Regions from separate parts of the Mus musculus genome. Here all the other regions are linked to region 3. Evidence: chromatin loops called from intact Hi-C (ENCODE). Cell type or tissue: left cerebral cortex. All regions are shown on one strand. Each heading gives the region's core, and the rest is flanking DNA. Links, peaks and the distances in the headings are about the cores only. Region 1 overlaps Dnah8 (dynein, axonemal, heavy chain 8). Region 2 overlaps Dnah8 (dynein, axonemal, heavy chain 8). Region 3 overlaps Gm41562 (a long non-coding RNA gene).

What was found. Peaks named below come from ENCODE experiments on the same cell type or tissue, not always from the same donor. Only the 100,000 strongest peaks of a DNase experiment are listed, where the experiment ranks them.
Region 1: a loop joins it to region 3, with 3 times the contacts of the local background. A loop is called at or near these places in 25 of 42 quality-filtered maps.
Region 2: a loop joins it to region 3, with 3 times the contacts of the local background. A loop is called at or near these places in 20 of 42 quality-filtered maps.

Annotation. Positions count from the first base shown.
Region 1 is chr17:30,742,996-30,750,272 of GRCm38, forward strand. Dnah8 (dynein, axonemal, heavy chain 8) reads left to right here. Exons shown (of 93, transcript NM_013811.3): 49 at 1,519-1,680; 50 at 3,763-4,009; 51 at 4,152-4,393; 52 at 4,852-4,992; 53 at 5,513-5,750. Among named protein-coding and RNA genes, the nearest start is that of Gm24661, 35 kb to the right of the region's middle. In left cerebral cortex, for the core only: a CTCF peak has its summit at 3,469 (motif pointing right); DNase peaks (open chromatin) are centred at 3,114, 3,459 and 3,789.
Region 2 is chr17:30,822,379-30,829,655 of GRCm38, forward strand. All of the region lies in intron 85 of Dnah8 (dynein, axonemal, heavy chain 8), which reads left to right. Among named protein-coding and RNA genes, the nearest start is that of Gm41561, 32 kb to the right of the region's middle. In left cerebral cortex, for the core only: no CTCF peak of the experiment used is centred there; a DNase peak (open chromatin) is centred at 3,694.
Region 3 is chr17:30,946,836-30,954,112 of GRCm38, forward strand. Gm41562 (a long non-coding RNA gene) reads left to right here. Exons shown (of 3, transcript XR_876734.2): 2 at 3,747-3,845; 3 at 4,835-5,591. Among named protein-coding and RNA genes, the nearest start is that of Umodl1, 4.2 kb to the right of the region's middle. In left cerebral cortex, for the core only: a CTCF peak has its summit at 4,168 (motif pointing left); DNase peaks (open chromatin) are centred at 4,164 and 4,969.

The sequences.
Region 1 (7,277 bases), core at 1,519-6,518, 200 kb before region 3:
ACCCTGTATGTGCATGAGTGCCCTTGGAGGAACTGGAATTAGGGTTGGTTGTGAGCCACCGACTGTGTGGTCCTCTGTGAGAGCAGCAAGTGCTCTTAACCACTGAGCCATCTCTCTAGCCCCCTTAAAAATTAAAATTTACATTGACGTATGTGTTCATGCACGTGCATGTGTGTAAATGCATGTGTGTAAATGCATGTGCAGAGTGCCACATCGTGAGTGTGGAACTCAGATGACAAGTTTTGGGAGTTGGTTTTTCTCCTACCAGGTGGCTCCCAGTGACTGAACTCAGGTTGTCTCGCTTAGCAACCAGTGTCTTTGTCCACCGTGTCATCTTAACAGCTCATCAATGTAGGTTTCTAGCATTGTCCACAGAGTGACAGATTCTAAGCATGAAGCTCTGGGCTCACAAGGAACTATGAGAACTCTATGCTGTGTGTGTGTGTGTGTGTGTGTGTGTGTGTGTGTGTATGTGTATGCTTACATGGGTCGGAGGAGGGTGTCAGATCATTGTGTGGTGTGTGTCTTTCTTTCTTTCTTTCTTTCTTTCTTTCTTTCTTTCTTTCTTTCTTTCTTTTTTTTGGTTTTTTGAGACAGGGTTTCTCTGTATAGCCCTGGCTGTCCTGGAACTCACTCTGTAGACCAGGCTGGCCTCAAACTCAGAAATCCGCCTGCCTCTGCCTCCCAAGTGCTGGGATTAAAGGCGTGTGCCACCACGCCCGCCTGTGTGTGTGTCTTTGTGTCTGTGAGTGTGTGTCTCTCTGAGTGTGCCTATGTGTGTGTATGTATGTATGTGTGTGAGTGTATGAGTGTCTATGTGTTTGTATATGTGTGAGTATATGTGTGTAAATGTGTATGAGCATGCGTGTGTGTGACTGTGAGTGTGTCAGTATTAGTGTGGAGTGTGCATATGTGTAAATGTGTGTGTGAGTGTGCATATGTATGTTTGACTGAGTGTGTGAGATAAGTGAGGTGTGTGTGTGTGTGATATGTGCATGTGTGTGTGTGTGTGTTTGGGGGGTTGGAGTACTCAGTGATTAAGAATACTTGCTGCTCTTCCAACAGATCGGAGTTCAGTTTCTAGCACCCATGCCAAGTGGCTCCAAACTGCCAACTCTAGCTCCAGGGGGTGTGGGGTGGGGAAATCCTACGCCCCCTTCTGGCGTCTGTGGGTAACTGCACTCATGTCTACATATCCACACATAGTCACAGACACATACATAAAAATAAATCATAAAATAAAAAGTACTGAGGGAGCTCCAGTGGATAGAAGAAGTTGAGAAGGGACTGGAAGTTGGGAACACAGCCATCTGTGTATTAAAGACACAGCACACCAAGTGTTGGGGGAGGGGGTCAGCTTACGCAAACCTACTCCTTAAAGATAAAGACAGGATGCTGATTGGATAGAGATTTCCAGCCACTGTGGGATTAAGTCACCGGGGGCAGGGTGCATATGTCCTACTTAGCTAAGAGACAACTGTTGACTGAGTACGCTTGTGCTCATGTCTGCCCTCCTAGGTTGACGAAGATGAGCCTCTGTTCCTCAGCTTGATCAACGACCTGTTTCCGGGGTTACAACTGGACAGCAGTACTTACGCGGAACTGCAATCCGCGGTGGACAACCAGGTTAACCTAGAAGGTCTGATAAACCACCCACCCTGGAACCTCAAATTAGTGCAGGTAAGGGCATCGGAAACCCACAGCGAGTGCCCATCAGCGGTCACGGCGTAGCCCACCCCACGATACTTACCAGATGTGAATGTTGAAACTGAGTTTAGATGCCAGGCCTCCACCATCATACGGCGAATCCTCAGGGTTGCGTTTGTCTTAGGAAAGAGTGCATTGCCCTGTCGTGCGGCAATCAGGCAGTCATTTAGTCGAGCTGTTACTTCACCCTCCTGAGAAGGTTGACGGTTACTGGAATGGGAGATAGTTGGGATGGGGAGGCACGGCCCAGCAGGCCTCTTGCTGTGGGCCTGGCAGTACTACCTGCTGCAGACGCTTCAAGGGGACACACCCTAGAGCATGAGGAACCTAGGTCTGCTCCTTTGCTTGTGTGTGTGTGTGTGTGTGTGTGTGTGTGTGTGTACATGAGGTGTGCAGGTGTGTGTATGAGCATCTGTTGGCATAATTGCTTTGTCATTTTCTTGGGTTATTAGAAGTCTACCTCCCTTCCGACCCTTATTCCTCCCCGATCCCTTCCAGCCCCCAACACTAAGGAGGAGAAAGAGAAGGTCAGAGGGGCGAGGGGGCACAGACCTCTTTAGACTACTTCCTGCAGATGAGAGGGGCATTGTGTTCCTTGGGGCCAGGCTGATCGTCACAGTCAGGAGAGCTCCAGCTTCTTGTTAAACCATCACAAGAGCAAGCAGGAGCAGCAGGAGGCTGCAGGAAGCAGCAGTTGTCTTCTTCCTCCTCCTCTTCTTCCTCCTCCTCCTCTTCTTCCGTCTTCCTCCCTCTCCTCCTCCTTATTCTTCCTGCCTCTCTTAGGGCTCAGGCATGTATGCCCTCCTCAGAGTTCCCAGAATGAAACTATCTGCAGCTGGCAAAAACCATGCCACTGCCCTTGCCCCGATCCGAGGACGAGACAATCATAGTTAACAGCTGTAGACAGATTGAAGCAGGCCCATACCCCACACCTGGGACTAAAACAAAAACATTTACACATAAGGTCACTGGGTGGTTAAAGAAACCAAAACTCTCCCTACAAGTGTGTGTGTGTGTGTGTGTGTGTGTGTGTGTGTGTGTGTGTGTGTGCATGGATGTGCATATGTGTGAGTGTGAACATGTGTTATGGCTCAACTACATTAGATCTTTAGCCCAGGCTGGCCTAGAACTTCCTATATAGTCGAGGATGGCCCTGACCTGTTGACTGCCCCCCCCCCCTGCTTTTGTCTCTGGAGTGCTGGGATTATAGGAGTGTGCCCCCTTACACGGTGCATCAGAAGCCGAGGGCATCACGTACTCTAGGCAAGCCCCTCCTGATTGAGCTATTTCCACAGCCCACTCCCTGCTGTGTTCTTAGTATGCCTCCTTAAATCCTCTCTCCCACTCCCACGTACCCATGTATGCTTCTTGTTCTCGGAGCAAACGGAAGACTGAAGGCACTTTGTGTGTGGGCGCAGGGGCAGGCATTTCCCGAGCACTTATTGCTCCCAAGTACTATCCCCTCAAGGAAGGATGGCTGGGCGAGGGGATAGGAAGGCCAGGTTCCTCTGCTTCTAGGTGGAGAGTCCCTGGTGGGGTCATGCTTGTCTGCCTGCTGCAGCTGTCCTCCGTTGCACCTTACCCCAGTCTTCCCATCCCTGGGACTGTAATATCCACACCCTTCTTTGTATCTTCCGAGGGCTCTCCCCAAGTAAATCACTTCCACATGCAAAAATCTTTATTCAAGCTGTGCCTCTGGAGACCCAGAGGCAGGCTCAGGGGCACCCTAGATCTTTACCGAGATGCTGTGCGCTGCTGCTTTCCACCACTGGGGGGCGACATCACCACACAGCACACGCACCCACCCACCCATGTCACATGAGGCAGAAAGCAGATCCTGAATTAATTATTTGCAAAATGTAATTCAAGCCCCACGACATCATTACTTTATCACCTATGTTGTTTTTCAACGCCACACTAGTTTTGCTTCCCAAATCCAGTGAAACAAAGGACACTTAGATATTATTTAAAGCCTTTAAAATTTCAGCTAGCACGCAGAAACATCAGCCGGAGACTAATAACCTACGTTTCCCAATGTGTCATTTGATGGTGTAGTTATATGAGACCTCTCTGGTACGGCATGGCCTGATGACCCTCGGGCCCAGCGGTTCTGGGAAGACGACGGTCATAACAATTCTGATGAAATCATTAACGGAGTGTGGGAGGCCTCACAGAGAGATGCGAATGAATCCAAAGGCGATTACCGCGCCTCAGATGTTCGGCAGGCTGGATACAGCCACCAACGACTGGACAGATGGGATCTTTTCCACTCTGTGGAGGAAGACATTAAAAGCTAAAAAGGGTAGGCACGGGCCTCCCTCCGAGTTCACTCTTTCCCTGCGAGCTTATTAGAACGGACCTTGCATTTGCTCAGTTTCCCGTTTTCATTAGTTGCAGAAGGAAAAACCGATCTATCTTCCCCTACTTCCCGTCCTCATTTGCAGGTGAGAACATCTTCCTCATCCTAGACGGCCCCGTGGATGCCATCTGGATTGAGAACTTAAACTCCGTGTTGGACGATAACAAGACGCTCACCCTGGCTAACGGGGACCGCATCCCCATGGCCCCTACCTGTAAGCTGCTGTTTGAGGTGCACAACATTGAGAACGCCTCTCCTGCCACGGTGTCAAGGATGGGCATGGTATACATCAGCAGCTCGGCTCTCAGCTGGAGGCCGATATTACAGGTGGGGACCGGAAACAGGCCAGGGTCTACAGGTCTCTGCTCTTCTCATTTTTGCTTACGTGTGTACACGCGTGTGCAGATAGCCCAGTGTACGGGTACATGGGGATGCCATTGGATAACCTTGGGTGTTTTTCTTTAAGCCACCTTACCATCCACACTTCTTTTACTTTGTCTATAGTGTCTCTCAATGGCCTGGAACCTGTCAAGGAGGCTAGGCTGACTACCCAGGGGGTCCCAAGGACCTGCTTGTCCCCTCCCCCTCCCCAAACCCCATCGCTGGTATCATGAGCACATGCCAGCATATCCGGCTTTTTTTTTTTTTTTTTTTTTTTTTTGATGTGAGTTCGGGGAATCAACCCCACGTCTCCGAGCTCGCAAGACAAGCAAGCACTTGATCTACAGAGTCGCACTGGCAGCTCTACACTTTCCTAGTGCTTAGATGTTGTCCTTTGACCTCAGGCATGGTTGAAGAAGCGCAGCCAGCAGGAAGCCTCCGTCTTCCTGAGTCTGTATGATAAGGTGTTTGAAGACGCATACACGTACATGAAACTAAGCCTCAACCCCAAGATGCAGCTCCTGGAGTGTAATTACATCATGCAGGTGAGACTCCGCTCTGCTTTGTACCCACCCTTCTGAAAACACCTGAAGCTTTCCGCTCGGCTGCCTCACGGGGCACCTAGTATAGGAAGTCCTACAGCCTAGGAGCTCTTTTTAAGTGGCTTGGGGGGTGAGGGCTCTGAGATTTGAATCCCTAGAGAAAGAGGGATGAATCCGCACACTAGTAATCTAACTTTGGAGCCAGGAGCCACAGAGGAGGCCTTTTAGTTTTTAGATGGGGAAAGCAGACCCAGCCACAGGAGCTGGGGTAGAACCCACACTTGTGGCTTCCCAACTCATTCCTCACTTCCGTTGGTCACACAGCCCGACCGAAGCTTTATCTGTCCTCTAACACTGGGGACCGCAAGGACACTCATCAGGCTATGTCTTGAGATATTATTTCTGTTTTCTTTTCTCTTCCCCCTCTTGCTTTCCATTTTCTCCTTTCAAAAATGTCAGCCTGCGCATTTTTAAAATTGAGACTAAAAAAAAAAAAATGGATCTTATCTGAAATCTCTTCCAGTCTCTCAATCTCCTGGAAGGTTTAATCCCTTCCAAAGAAGAAGGTGGCGTCTCGTCGGGGGACCACCTCCACAAGCTGTTTGTGTTTGGTCTGATGTGGAGCCTGGGAGCCCTTTTGGAACTGGATAGCAGGGAAAAACTGGAAGTCTTCCTCCGAGGTCACGGGAGCAAGCTGAACCTGCCGGAGATACCCAAGGGCTCCCAGCAGACTATGTATGAGTTTTACGTTACCGACTACGGTAAGTGCGGCTAAGTACGGTTCAAACAAAGCGACCTGAAAATACAAATGGCCAAGGAGTTGAGAGCTAAGGCCACCGGGGAATCTAACTACAAAGATGTTTTAACAATAAGCCAGAGGTGGGATTTTTCCATATCAGCTGTGCTGAGGGTGACCGCCCTGACTTCTCCACTTGGAGTGGTCTAAGGAAGATCGGCTGGGAGGAGCAGCTCCCGGCACATCGCCTGCTTCCTAACGCTTAGGAAGTAACAGGGAAGCACACACAACAGAGGGGTCCCACCACCTCTGTTGCCAATGCCAGTGCGAATAGAGGGAGCCCAGTGGGCAGGGCATTGCCCCTGGCCCCGCTCAGCTTTCCTTTAAATCAGTGCCCTTCGACTCAATGCTTTTATCCAGAACCAGGCTCGAACTGCTCCCTTGCCTCCGAGACAACAAAGCAACCAAAGATCCTGCCCTGGCTCCTATATTTACCTCTGCTGCTTCTCCAAAGCGCCAGAGCTGCAAAGGCGTTTTTGTGTGGCTATATTAAAAGGAGAAATAGGACAGGAGGGGAGATGGGAGAGAAAAACAACGAGAGAGTAAGCAGAAGGCACGCAGCCTTTGATTTAGCACACGGGCCACAACCTAACTCCTAGTTGCGGAGTAATTTGCTGTGCATCTCCGAGAATCTCCGGAGGGCTCAGGGAGCAGGAGCAGGGGAGGTGGAACTATTAGTCAGAGGGCTTGTCCTCAGTGTCTTTAAGAAAAAGATCCCCTAACTCTCTTCCCAAAGCTGCCACCGGGTAGCGGGGCCCACGCGACGCTGCCAATGAGCTTCTGGCTTTCCTTGGCACCTTTGAGGGCGGCAGAGCCTTGCCAGTGAGTTGGGGCACACGTCTGTGTTCGGAATGGCCTTCCTCAAAGGACTGAGATAGAGGGATTGCGTCACTGTGCAAGTGTAGGGATCAGAGGACGACTTGTGGGAGTTGGCTCCCTCCTCCCACTCTGTGGTGCTGGGGATTGAACTTAAATTGTCAGGCTTGGTTGCAAGCCCCTCTAGCTGCTGAGCCATCTCATGGACTCTTTCTAGTCTTACCACTGTAAATGGTTTGTGCTGATAGAATTTATATGCCTGAGCATCTGTGCCTATGAAGTGAACCAAAGCATTACGTACTCTGGGCTCATAAAGGACTCTCAAGTTGTTATCTCATCCTTCAGTGTGTGTGTGTGTGTGTGTGTGTGTGTGTGTGTGTATGTATATCTATGTGTATGTGTGTCTGTGTATTGAATGTGTGTCTATGTCTCTGAATATATATGTTTTTGTGTACATATATATGTTTTTATGCGTCTATGTATATGGTTTGTATGTGTATAGTGTGTAATGTAAATATGTGTATGCATTATATATATATGTGTGTGTGTGTATATATATATATATATATATATATATTGGGGGGAGTTCTTGTTATTGTTGGACATCAGCACTTTGGGAGAGACTCCATTCTTAGATTTAGAAGTCCCTGCTTTCAGGCCAGATGGAATTAGAGTC
Region 2 (7,277 bases), core at 1,125-6,124, 120 kb before region 3:
GTTAGTAAAAAGAACAAGGGATTGATGGAGGCCCCGTTACTACAGAGCAGAAGGGCCCCTAACTGTGGTCCGCCCAGCAGAAGCTGGGGTTGGGCTTTCCAACCTCCTGCCTTCTCTCCACTTTTTTTCTCTCTGCCTCTGAATCACAATTTGTCATTACGCATCAACTCAGCCATCTCAAGGGGATGACGTGTGACAGGCTCCTCACACCTGTTGTAGAGATCAAAAGGATCAGCTGCCCTTTCCTGGGACAAGGGCCTGCAGGTAGACATGGGTGTTTGGGAGGCACAGCTCTCTGGGGTAGAAAAGTGTGGTTTGGTTAGTGGAGTCAGCCTTCCTCCAAAGAAGGAGGATGCTTCAGCCATTGCCTTGGGAGCTTGCATCCAGACACAAGGCAACTCTGAAGTGTTGGATGCTCACCTCTCATACACACTTCTCAGCCCCCCCACCCCCACCCCCGCGCCTGCCACCCCCCTCCCCCCCACCTTCAGGAACTTACTAGTCAGGACTTACTAGGATCTTACTAGGCTGCAGCCATGTTTCTGTGGCAGAAGCTACTCCCACTGCCTTTGTACCTTTGATTTTATTGTTCACCCTGTTTTGCTGTTTGCCTAAGCTTGAGCGTTAACTACCACCAGTGATGTGCAACCGAGCCTCGAGTAAGATCAGGACAAGCTTCAGCACCATTAAAACCTCTCTGCTGAGCATAGTCCCACCGGTCACTCCGGGATGCTCCCATACTGCTTTGGTAGTTTCCGGTCTGTGTATTCCTCAGGGGAAAAGGGAACTCTGCAAAGTGCTTGCCACTCAAACACGAGGACCTGGGTTGAGACTCCCAGAACTCCTATCAAACAATGGCCAGGGAAGCAGAGACAGCCGTTTCCTAGGGCAGGCCAGTCAGGCCATCTAGCCTAATCGGGTTCACTGAGAGACCCTGTCTCAAAAAACTAATGCTGAGAGTGATACAGGAAGACACCCAGCTCTGACTTCTAGACACACACACACACACACACACACACACACGATGGGTGGCGGGGGGGGGGGGGAGGACTAGATTATTCAAATGGTATAGGGAGCAAACACCCTGGCCCTCCTAAAATCATCACAGACCTGCTTACCAATCTCTGAGGGGAGGGAGCTTTGTGTTCAAAAGCTGCCTGTAACCTGTTGAGGTCTTTTGGTATGAATTGTAAGGCTGAAGAGTGTGGCCCCCGCCCCAAGGCCTGGTTGCCCTCAAGGATGTAGTCCCCAGAGATGCTATGTGACCTTGTACCCCAAGTCAATCCTGATTGGTGAACAATGATGCCTACAGTGTGTAGCTGGGCAGAAGTGAGATAGGCAGGACTATCTCAGGCTTGGTGTTTCCAGATTTGGGATCTGAGGAGAACCACAAAGGGGGAGAGAAGAAGGTGGAGAGAGGAGGAAGCCACTATGGAGTAGATGAGTCATGAAATTATGACCAAGAGGGTTGGCCAATTGAAGCAGCCCAGATGAAATATGGCAAATTAGAATCCAGGGTTATTGATGGGGAAATAGATTCTAATAGCTTAGAGGGTAGATTTCTGTCCAGCTCTAGTACTGATTAAGGCTTATTATAATAATAAAAATTGCACGTCTTTTATCCAGAAACTGAATGATCAAAACCGGGGTAGAAGCCCGGGAATGAGATTAAATAATTTTCTCCAACAGTAACACATCCTGAAGAAAGTGAGCCTGGGTCCAACACACCCGGAAGGAAGTGAGCCTGGGGCCCTGCTGCTTATGGAGCTTGCCCTTGTAACTTTTAATTTTTTTCAAACCTTATTTTAAATCATGGTTCTTAAATGCTTTAACCTCGCTGGTAGTCCACCACCCACCAGAGGTAGTGGGAAAGAAAAGATGCGGGGGCGGGGAGAGTGGACTCTGTAAACGGATCAACAGCAGCAGCAGCAGGTCAATCCACTCGCAAACTCTTGTTGGACACAACAACAGCCCAGTACGGTAGAGTCGGGATAGCAAACAGGAATCAACAGCAGTGGCACTACCTAGCAGAGACAACCAGGTCTCAGCCAGGAGAAGTTCTAGGCTGTGCCTCTCTCTCAGCGAAGCGATCCACAAAGATGCGAGACCCACAAGCGTTACACACCTAACTGTACCAGCAAGCCTAGCTTTCTCTGGTCACTGGCTTGTCAAGTCCTTTTTATATTCCCTTCAAACATCATGCACGTGTCCTCCATGTGTGTTGCCTCAGCACAAGTCTTGCCTCAGTACGTGAGTCTGTTTCAGCTGACATCACTCTGCCAATCAGCCCGAGTCAGCAAAAGTGGCAAGAAACTGCAGCACGCCACCATAAGGTTTTTTGGTGTATTTCTCTCTGTGGAGTCCTGACCAATACATGCATGTTTGTTAGCAAAGAATCCTTCATCATGTGTCCTTTCATGTGCTTGCTTTAGTAGAACATCCTCTCTCCTGCATCTGCTTCAGCCAAACGTTCCTTAGTCTTAGTCTTTCTCCTGTGTCCACTTCAGGAAAACATTCTTTCACATCCAACACAGCTGACTTTCCAAAGAACCCTTACGTTTCCGCTTCGGACCCTCTACTGCAGTAGGACCTCCTGCCTGCTGTCTTCTCTACAGACTTTGTATTTCTGTGTTTTCTGCACGCCTTCACCAAACTCGAAGTCCTCTCACCTGGTTTTACAGAGCAGCCTCATTTTCCTTGTGAACCAGAAGCCTGGGGTTGGGCCTCTGGTTGTTGGTTTTGTTTGTTTGTTTGTTTGTTCGTTTTCTGTCACATTGTCTTATTTTCTCGACTAGGTGGGAACTTCTTGAGAGCACATGTATTCTCTATATTCTAGTGTGTTTCTATTGTACTAACAAGACTTTATCCCAGGGCTTCCAAAATACTGCTTGTTCTGAAGAGATCCAGTGTTGTAAATAGCCCCAACATCTACACCCAAGATTGAAGCTCCCAGGCCCTCCCTGCTTGGTATTTTACTTTATTTTCTTTTTTAGTCGTGAATGCCACTGCTTGTTCTTTATTTTATTTGTTTATTCAAAAGATTTTATTTATGTTATGTATGTGAGTACACCCTAGCTGTCTTCAGACACACCAGAAGAGGTCATCAGGTCCCATTATACAGATGGCTGTGAGCCACCATGTGGCTGCTGGCATTTGAACTCAGGACCTCAGGAAGCGCTTCTTAACCACTCTTAACCACTGAGCCATCTCTCCAGCCCTCTTTGTTTTATTTTATTTTAAATTTTGGTTCTTCTCTTTTTTGAGGTTCTTAAATTACATTGTTGTTTATTTATGGGGGTGGTGGTGGCTAGTGACATGGCTCATGGGTGGTTGGAGAACAGCTTTGGGGAGTTAGTTCCACTCCCAACCCCCCACGAGTGGTTTGTCTCTCAGGCATCAATTTAGCCCATTGAGGCTTTTGAGAGGATGTCCATCCGCCGAGCTGTCTCTGTCTCTCGGAGCCTGATTCTCCTTTTCCTTTATTGTCATTTAGAGAGATCAGCGGGTGGGTGGATACTTGTACATCAGATGAGCACAAGAACTCGAAATGATTTTGTATGAACGGGAAAAAAAAGCATCCACTGAGATTTTGTCTTCTTTAAAAAATATACCCCTCCCCCACCCCCAACTCTTCTGCTTTTGCGGTCAGTGAGCCAACCCAGAATGCTTTAAATAAGAATGGATCTGAAGGCGACAGGCACTGAGGCAGCTTTTAGCACTGGGGCAGTTTCTGAAGCTCTCCTTCTAAGGAATGGCTGGGCTGCCATCGCTGTGAGCATATTAATGGAAGTGTTTCCATGGAGCCAGATCGAGTATCTCCAGCAATTGCATAGCAAGGATTACACCCCATTCACCTCCCCCCATCTAATTGAACCCTAAATTTCAAAAATTAAGTCAAATGCTTAGGTAAAACTCACTGTAGATCCTGATTTTATTTTATTTGTGGTTTGTAAAAACGAGTAATAGGTTCCATTTCACTAAGTGACTTAGACTCTGCAGTTTGAGGATTACATGGTAGAAGAAACCACGGTGACTATTTTCATGTGAATATGTGAAAGGCTCTACCCAACCCTGACTGCTGGAACAACCTAAAAGAGGCTTACCTCAATGTCTCCGAGGTCTACTCAGCAACTTCAAAGCTCCAAGTTAGCCTTGGAATCAACCTCACTGAGGGTGGGGGTGGGGGTGGGGGTGGGCGTGGGGGTGTAGGTGTGAGGGTGGGTGTGGGTGTGGGGGGTGGGGGGGATGGGGGTGTGGGTGGGGGTGGGGGTGGGGGTGGGGTTCCTTCGTTAGGATAGTGATGACCAGCGTGGCTTAGACAACTGCAAATCTTTTTACCACATGAAGACAAAGTTGGAAGACCGTCCTTCACTGCCAAGCTTCCAAATCTGGTTAGAGGACCAAATATTTTAACAGGAGGCAAGAAGATAAACAAACCAAATATCTTGGTTAGTTTTGCTGTCAAGTTGACACACCTGGGAAGAGGAAACCTCAACAGAAGAGTTGTCTCCATCGGATTGGCCTTTGGTGTGCCTGTTGGGCATTCTCTTGATTGCTGATCGGTGTAGGTTCCACTACGGGCAGAACCATTCTTAGGCAGGTGGACCTAGGTTGTATAAGAAAGTTAGCTGAGAGGGAGCCGGGAAGCAAGCCAGTAAGAAGCAGCCCTCCATGGTCTCTGCTGCAGTTTCTGCCTCAAGGTTCCAGCCTCCCCCAGGTTCCTGCTATGGCTCTCCTTGGTGATGTACTGTAATCTGCAAGCCAAATAAACCCTTTCCTCCCTCAGGTTGGTCATGGTGTTTATTACAGCAACAGAAGCCAGATTAGGAAACATAAATGCAGAGTCTGGAAAGCCATCAGGAGATGCACACAGGACAAGGAACAACAGCCTGCCCTCTCTCAACACCACACCCTCCATCCCATCACATCCTCCATAGACAGGGTAGAACATGGTGCTTGGAAACTCTCACTTGTGCATATCTTCCTAGTGTAAGTGGCAGGAAGAACTTTTTAAACTCAGTTCACATTCCTAGCACTGTCTACTCAGCTTTTTTTTTTTTCAGTCTTTCTAATTAGCATACAAAGCACTGGGCTTCCTTATGGCATTCTTCAAATGGATTTTGGGTGGAGTCTCTGTGATGGTTTGTATATGCTTGGTCCAGCAAGTGGCACTATTACAAAATGTGGCCTTGTTGGAGTAGCTGTGTCTCTGTGGGCATAGGCTTTAAGATCCTCAACCTAGCTGCCTGGAAGCCAGCCTTCTACTATCAGCCTTCAGATGAAGATGTAGAACTCAGCTACACCTGTACCATGCCTGTCTGGATGCTGCCATGCTCCCACCTTGATGATTATGGGCTAAATCTCTGAACTTGTAAAACAGCCCCAATTAAATGTTGTCCTTATAAGAGTTGCCTTGGTCATGGTGTCTGTTCACAGCAGTAAAACCTTAACTAAGGCAGTCTCCCTACTTAACTACTTCCCCAGCTCCCTGCCCCTCCTCTTCAGTTGTGTGTATGTGGCATTTTCCACTGTCCACCCATCTGCTAATGGGCATCTATGCTGGCTCCATTTACTAGCTATTCTGAGGAGAGCAGCAATAACTATGGATACACAGGTACCTCTGTGGTAAGATAGAGAATCCTTTAGGTGGTGCTGTTATGGCTGCGTCAGATGGTAGTTCTATTTGTAATTGTTTTTAAGGACCCTCCAAACTGGTTTTCATAATGGCTTCACTAATTTGCACTGGCAATGGCAGCAAGCACGAGTTCCTTCCCCAACCCTCACTAGCTTTTGCTGTTTATTTTCTTGAAGGTTCAATCGATTGATCAATCGCCACTCTGACCTGGGGTTGGGGTGGGTGGGTGATGAAATGAATCTCAATGTCATTTTAATTTGTATCACACTGGCAGCTAGAGGTGCCAAACACTTGTAAAATATTAGCCATTTGTGTTTCTCCTTTTGAGACCTATTTTAACAGTTCCATTTATTAACTGGCAGGAAGTAGGTTTTTTTTTTTGTGCTTAACTTTTTGCAATTCTTTATATATTCTATATACTAACCCCTGTCTTAAGTTGAGCTGGCAAAAGCTTCCTCCATTCTACAGGCCGTCTGTTCATCTTGCCAATGGTTTCCCTTTGCTCTGTAGAAACTCTTTTTCTTGGGCTCGTTGTCCTTTTTTAGTCAATTGGTTAAGCAGTGGGGATAAGAGTCACATTAACATTTGACAACCTAACCCAAGAGGTGCAGGTCAAGATGTACTAGAAGCGCCTTCATTTTTGAGAGGGCTTTAAACTTCATCCTTTGTTTTCTGCCCTTCACTGTATTGCGACAGGGTTGGAACAACAGGATCCAAATTAAAGCTAATGGTTTTGTTAATATTTTAAAAGCATACCTTGAAATTCAGTGATTAAAACCGTCTTTCTTTCATAGACATCCTTTTATGACTTGTCCATGGTTTTATCCTAGCTCATAGATTTCTTTAAAAGGTGGGACTGTGAAGGAGGTGAGGTTTGGAATGGCAGCAGTAAGAAGAAATGGCTTATGAAGGCTTCAGTGTGTGTGTGTGTATGTGTGTGTGTTGTGTGTGTATGTCTAAGTGTTCATGTACGCATGTGCATATGTGTATATGTGCATGTATGTATCTGTGCATGCATGCATATGTACATACGTCTGTGTGCCTGTATATATGTGTGCATGTGCACATATGTCTGTGTGTTTGTATACATGTGTGAGTGTATACATGTTCACATGTGTGTGTGCTTGTATGTATGTGTGTGAGCACGTGCAAGCGGGCACACATGCTCCTGTGTTGGATAAGGCAGAGGAGAGAAAAAAATAGTATGTGTTCAGAGAAGCAGAATCGCTGTCCATGTCGATACTGAAGCTGGACGCTAGACTGGGGGCTCTAGAGGACATAAAGACCCTCCTTAGAATCTCACAAGTGCCAGGAGGGAAACTTATCAGCATAGAAACTGGATTCATCTGTATGACTTCCTGGGTTCCTAGGGCTTGGAGATATTAGGGCTACCATTTATATGCTGGTCAGCCAGTCTTATCAGCCAGTCTAGCCTAACTGGTGACCACCAGGTCAAGGAAAGACCTAACTTGAAGGAGGTAGACAGCCATCCTGAGGATGGTACTTGAGGCCATCCTCTCCCTCACACACGCCACATCCACACTGACACAGAGGGAAGCACAATAGATCCCCAGAACATCAAAGCAACTCCATCCTTTGAACCGAGTCCGGTCTGATTATTCACAGGCAATTGAACAACTTT
Region 3 (7,277 bases), core at 1,592-6,591:
AAAGGTGAATATATATATATATATATCCATTAAATGAATAAATCCATTATAGGAATAAATCCATTAAATCTCCATATAATTAAGTTGATCCACCTATGTTCATAGCAAGTCCATGGGGAAACAGTCATTCTGGAGAAATGTCCTCAGTAGTCCTGATAGAAATGCAAACTGCCGCAGTCTCTCTCAGGAGAAATCAGTAACACAAATGGCAAATATCTTTTGCCTCGGGCTACTTTTCAAGAATCTGAGCTGAGAGCCAAAGCTGTAGCTCAGCAACAGATACCTGTCTACCTGCCCAGCATGAGTGAGGCCCGGGGTTCAATTCCCAGTATGAGAGAGAGGGAGAGAGAGAGAGAGAGAGAGAGAGAGAGAGAGAGGGAGAGGGAGAGGGAGAGAGAGAGAGAGAGAAACATGCCGAATGCACACAGTCAAAAACACAAATGATGCCTATACAAAAGTGTTCATTCACGTGTCGCTTGTAAGAGCAAAGGAATAATGTCCACCGATGGCAGGACAGCTGCTAAGTGAAGCTCTACGCAGTTGAAGAGAGACAAGAGCACCACGGAGAGGCTCTGAGAGATGATGACTCAGTAGCTAAGAGCAAACACCAAACACCGCTCTTACAGGTGACCTGAGTTCAATTCCGAGCATCCACCTCTGTCTCAGGGGATCCGACACGCTCTTCTAGTCTCTACAGGCACTGTGCTCACATGGGCACATCCTCACTCACAGGCACACATAACCGCAAGTAAAACAAGCCTTTGAAAAGCACTGCTGTGGACTTGCCCACCAGGTGTGCCATCGAGTGGAAATACCTGGTGAAACGACAGGTACATCACATTCCTGCCAATGCTGCATATCTGGATTAAGGCAGTGGCTGCAGGTAAATCTTCACTGAGCTGTGCATTCGAGATAAATGTGCTTCATGCACAAGGTGCATCTCTGCGAGGTTTTCCCTACTTAGAAAGAGGTAAAGGAGTGAGAGGAACCAGGGAAACACAGACAGTAGGCATGTGGGCTGTGGAAAGGAAGGGATTTATGAAGTGACGGGAAAGAGTTCTTTCTTTCCCTCCCTCCTTCCCTGCCTTCTCCCCCCACCCCTTGGGAAGACCAAAGCATGTCTAAAAGCCAACGACTGATGAGAAGATCAGTCAAACTAAGATTTAGCTACATACACGTGATGATAGACACCTGCAATCCCAGTCCTTGGGAGATGAAGGCAGAATAAACGTTGTGTTTGAAGCAAACCTGGGCTACATAGCCAGTTCCAGGCCATCCTGGGCTACGTAGTGAGATTCTAACTCCAAAACAAAACAACAAAGAGAGGAAGAGAGTTCTCATAAGAGAACGCAGAGGTAGAATCAGGAAGACGCACCCTAGGAGACTGGGAAGGTGGGAGAGTCCAAGTACGAGCAGGGCTTAGATACAGAGGGACATCCCCACTGTCCCAAGCACAGAAGGGGAGGAAGGGGACGGCACAGAAGGCTCACGGGATTGAGAACAGCACATATAGTTGTCTTCCATAAATGTGCTACATGGCTTGAGGTAGGAACAGAGTGGAAGTAGATTTTAGAAAGGGGAAATATTTGAAATAGTCATTCAGGAAGTAGGATAGGAAGGGAATGTAGAAGCTAGTTAGATACTGAGTCCTTATCCAGATGGTCACATGACTTTCTCCAGCAGGCTTCCATGGAAACAGAAAGATGGCTCTGTGCATCTCCATGCATGCTTTGCCAAATGGGCTGGAGGAAGAGGTGGGACAGAAAGACAATTGAGGTCATGGGACCCGGGTGTTCCTGAAGTGATAGGCCTGCAGCCTAAGGTGATCTATGGTGAGGCAGGGAAAGCAGAGGGCTGGCTGATTTGAGGTAAATGGAAGGCATGCAGGGTTGAGGTCCTGAACTGGCCAAGAGGCAGGAGGTTGTAGCCAGCAAGGGGATGTTTGAACTGCTGGTGTGGGTTATCTTCATGATCTCCTGCTAGACAGCTGGGGTGAAATGAGAGTTTCTGCTACTCTGAGATAAAACACTGTGAGAGTCAGTGTTTTCCCTAGAGGTTTTGAAGAACATTACCAGGTCTCAGGGTCATGTGCTAATAATGGAATATGTGTAAATATATGTGCATACATGTGTACATGTATGTATGTTCATGTGTATATTTATATGAGTACAAGTATATGTTTATGTATCTACATGTATATGCATATGTGAATACAGGTGTATATATGTGTGTATATACATGGGTACATTTATGTGTGTACATGTGCATAATTCTGTGTATATGTACATTTATGTGTTTATGCGCATGTATATGTGTGTTTACATGCATGCACATGTATATATTTATATGTGTATACATGTGTGTATATGTGTATAATGTGCATATTTATATGCACATGTACATGTGTATGTTTATGTGTATGCATGTATGTTTACATGCATGCATATGTATATATTTGTATGTGTATGTATGTGTATGTTTATGTTTGTACATGTGTATATTTATGTAAACATGTGCATATTTGTGGGTATGTACATGTATATGTTTACATGCATGAACATGTATATATTTATGTGTATGTACATGTCTGTATTTATATGCATGTATGTGCACATTTGTGTGCATATAAATATGTATGTTTATGTATCTGTACATGTGTGCAATGTGTATGTTTATGTGTATACGCACATGGGAATATGTTATGTGCACATGTATGTTTGTAGGAGGCATGGAGGTCCTTGTGTTCATAAAGAAGTGCTAAGGTAGTGTGGAATATTAAACACGCAGGTTTCTTCCTTCAAAGGGAGGGATGTATAACCTGATACCCATACAGTGACTGGGAGTGGATGGGATTAATAGTCTGATGAACTTTGCACTGTCTGAGTATAGTGAGACCTTACAGGATGGATCCTCCCCAGACCCTTTTCTCGGTCAATCTATAGAACACACGTTATGGAACATGTTCCATGTCCTTTACAAAGTTTCAAGGTCGTCATGTCTGATTTGTATTTCCGTTGTTCCTCAGGGAGATTGATGTAAGCTTTGTCGTGGCGCATGGGATTGAGTTATCACCAGGAAAGTTTTCACCAGATTTCAAAATCTCCATTATTGTCTCCACTTAAAACTTCCAAAACAATGTATCTTCAATTACTTACAGAACTGTGGGGGCCATGTCTATTGGGGTATGCTCTTATCTGCCTATCACTGTTAAAGACTTGGCTCCACCCTTTAAGTTGCTTCCTGGAGACCCTGGGCTAAATTCTATAAGAATCATAACACCCAAAGCAGAGAGAGTTGTGAGTTTATTAAATAAAGCGGTAGATCCTAGAATAAATCCCTCACTTCCTTATCAATTATTTAGCCTTCTTTCCTACTCACCACCCACTGGAATCACACATCAATAAGGTAATGGTACTAGACAAATTTATGCATGTCGTAATTCTCTGCAACAATCTGTAACTCCTATTTACAAGAAATTATACACTTGCCTTGCTAATGACTTGAAGGACACATCTTAACTTACTGGTGAGAAGCCTGTGGAAACCACTGTGCCTCTGAAACAAATGCAGGTTGGCCATTTGGTCCACACTGATGATAATTGGCAGGTTGCATTTGCATGTTACTCAAGAGCTATAGTTCATGGTTATCCTAAAGATCCCCTTTCAAAGCTTTTTAAAGCTACCCCTGGATATTACCCAAAGTTACATCTAAAAACCCTACAGAGATTGCTCTTAACGCTTTTACAGATGGCCCTTCAAAAGGACAATGCAAGTCCACATCGCCCACAAAAACGATTGGATTTACTCCCTCTGCCCACTTGTCCAACTCAACAGTCTGAACTCAAGGTAACCAATCAGCTTTTATTGGATGTTTATCATCCACTGAATATTTTAACTGACTGCATACGGTGCTGAAACTGTTCCTCTTTTAGAAACTGCAAGACTTAACCTCAAGCCCACTACTCATGTTACTTCACAGTTGCTTCTCTCTCTTCAGGTATCTGTATGACAATAAACTCAACCTTTTCTCATAACTCATACTCCTGCTGATTCTGATTTGCCAGGTCCCTTACCATCCGCTAAGCTTAAGAGGCAAAAAAAAAAAAAAAAAAAAAAGTCAACTTTTTGTTCTTCTTTTACACCACTGCCCTCTAGTGGCTGAGTCCGTCCTTGCAGGTTAAAATCTAATGCCAGATTAGATTGGGCAGATGCTACTCGGACCTCGGAATTCGGATGTTTACAGTATGTTCGTGTAATGGTTGATACTTTTGTGACTGTTGCTTCTGCTCACCGGTGTGAAACAACCTTGGGTTCCATTAATAATTTATTATACACCTTTTCCTTTCTAGGATTCCCGTTATAACTAAAAAACAATAATGATCCTGCTTGCAATAGCAAACGCTTCAAGGAATTTTTGCAAATTATGGAATATTGATCCTATTACTGGAATCCCTTACAATTCACAGAATCAAACTATTGTTTAATGATACCATTAAATACTTAAATGTTAACATTATATATATATATATATGTATATATATAGTACTTAATAATGTATGATATTATTATTTAAATACTGTATGTAATATACACAATATATAAAAATATGTAAGTAATAATAAATAGTATTATTTATAAGTGTATGTATTATACACAAGATTTGATATTATTTATATAATGTATATGATATATACAGTATTTATTATACAGTAATATATATGCATATGAAGTATATACATCCATCTAAATATCCACACACTATGCCATATTCAACGATGCTAATTTTACATTTTTTCACTCTAAAGGATAGTAATTCCTCTGATGCTCCAAACCAGGTTACCCTAAAGAAGACACTGCCTAGTATACATGTTAAACGGGAAGGGCCAGATGTTCTCCTAACGGCAGGAAGAAGACATGCCTGTGTCTCTCCAGAAAATGAACAAGGTCCCAGATGGCTCCCAATCTGTTGAGTCCAACCGGGATAGCATCCCACAGACCACCTGACAAACGAAGTATCTGAAGGGAGCAGACAAGCCCATCAAAAGGAGATGCCCCAGGAGAAAGAATAAGCCGGTGCTTTGGGAAGACAACAAGAACACACTGACCCAAATTGATGCTGTTACGTTTGTTGACGGCATTGCATGCTAACTCTTAGCCTGTCCATGCAGAATGCAAACGCCTATCGTCAGAGGGGAGGAAAGGCTCACCTTTGATAGGAGGCTGCATGATGCTGTTTTGCCATGCCAAAGATTCTTCTTATTACCAGTCCCAGGAATTACAAGCCCCTGGACTACAGTGAGGTCTCAAAGATGCCCTACAGGATTAGGAAAACTACTAATTTGATGGCAAAAATATTAGTGGAAATCAACCAAGAGACCGGCAGATTGGGAAGCACAGCTCTACAAAAGCTACTCTAGAGCGTTAGTCAAGCACAATCTTGGTTGTCAATGTCATATGTCTCTTACAATCGATGGTCAAATTAAATGGTATGCATGAAGAGATAAACAAAATCTCGAAGGTGACCTTTGAATGTCCACCATGGTTAACATAGTTTCCCCCTTTCCTTGGCCTTTTGTTAGTATGCTGGCTGGTTTTGTGTGCCAACTTAACACAACCTGGAGTTATCACAGAGAAAGGAGCCTCCCTCGAGGAAATGCCTCCATGAGATCCTGCTGTAAGCATTTTCTCAATTAGTGATCAAGGGTGTGAGGGCCCATGGTGGGTGGTGCCATCCCTGGGTTGGTGGTCCTGGGTTCTATAAGAAAGCAAGCTGAGCAAGGCAGGGGAAGAAAGCCAGTGAAGAACATCCCTCCATGGCCTCTGCATCAGCTCCTGCTTCCTGACCTGCTTGAGTTCCAGTCCTGACTTCCTTGGTGATGAACAGCATTGTGGAAATGTAAGCTGAATAAACCCTTTTTTCCCCAACTTGCTTCTTGGTCATGATGTTTGTGCAGGAGTAGAAACCCTGACTAAGACAGTTAGCTATTCTTATAACTGTGGTCTTCCTGCCTATATTATTTAGGCTAGACATACAGACAGTGCACTCATCGCTGGCCTCTGTTACAGCCACACTTTTTTCTTTAAAAAGTAAATGCAGAGGAGATGTAGGAGGCATGGGGATCCATGTATTCTCAAGCACCAGGAGAACTTGGGATGTTAAATACACAAGGTCGTGCCTTCAAAGAAATGATGCATAGCCTGTTATCCACCTAGAAGGCTGGGGGCATGTTGGATCAATAACCTAGTGACCTCTGAACTATCAATGTGGCTAAGACCACACTGGATCCTCCCCCCACCCTTATCAGAAGCTTGGCCTTCTCAATCTGTAGAGCCCATTTTTGTAGAATGTATCAAATGCACTTTACAAAGAGTTTTGATGTAGTGATGTCTGACCTTGACTTAGATTGCTTCAGTTTATTGTGGATACAGAATTGCGTTCCTTAGCACCAGAAAAAATTTCTCCAAAGTGCACTGTGCTTAAATATGCCTAAAATAAACTGTTCAGGGTCAGACTCCTGAAGTTTGAACCAACACCCCCCACTTAGTCAAACTGAACCAAATTACCTTCTGTCTCCTGCAGATAGTCACTCTGCTGACCACAGTGGTCGTGGGGACACCTCCCCCACCCCACAATCACCTCCCCTGCACACATATATTCATATGTGTGCACATGTTTATGTATGTGTACACAGACATCTTTATATGAATATGCATGTGTATATTTATGTGAGTGTACAAGTGTATATGCATATTTATATATGTATATATGCATATTTATGTGTACAATTATATATTGTGTGTGTGTTTAGGAGTACATATGTGTATATTTATGTGTGTGTCCCTCTGATAGGTTCTTATGTAACACAGGCTAGCCTTTGAGCTCCCTGTATAGCACAGAACAAGACAGAACAATACACCTCAGACCCTCTTTCTTCTGTCTCCTAAGTCCTAGGATAATGGACATGCGCTGCCAACCCAGTTTCTAAAATACCGGAGACTGAACCCAGGTGAGCATCCTACCCACTGGGCTCCAGCCCCAGACCAGACGGAAACTTTAAAAGTCCACTTTCTGCATCACATGATAACTAATAACTACAGACTACATCATCAACATTTCTACCAACCCTCAGGACAGTTCTCTCTTCTACCATTCCTGGATGCGTTTGAGTTCACCCAGCCCCACGGCAGCACCTTCGTGTGGGGAAATTGTGGGAGGTTTTGTTCTGGCCTCTCATACCTGAGCTCACTCTCCACTTAACATGGCACACGGATGCTGTC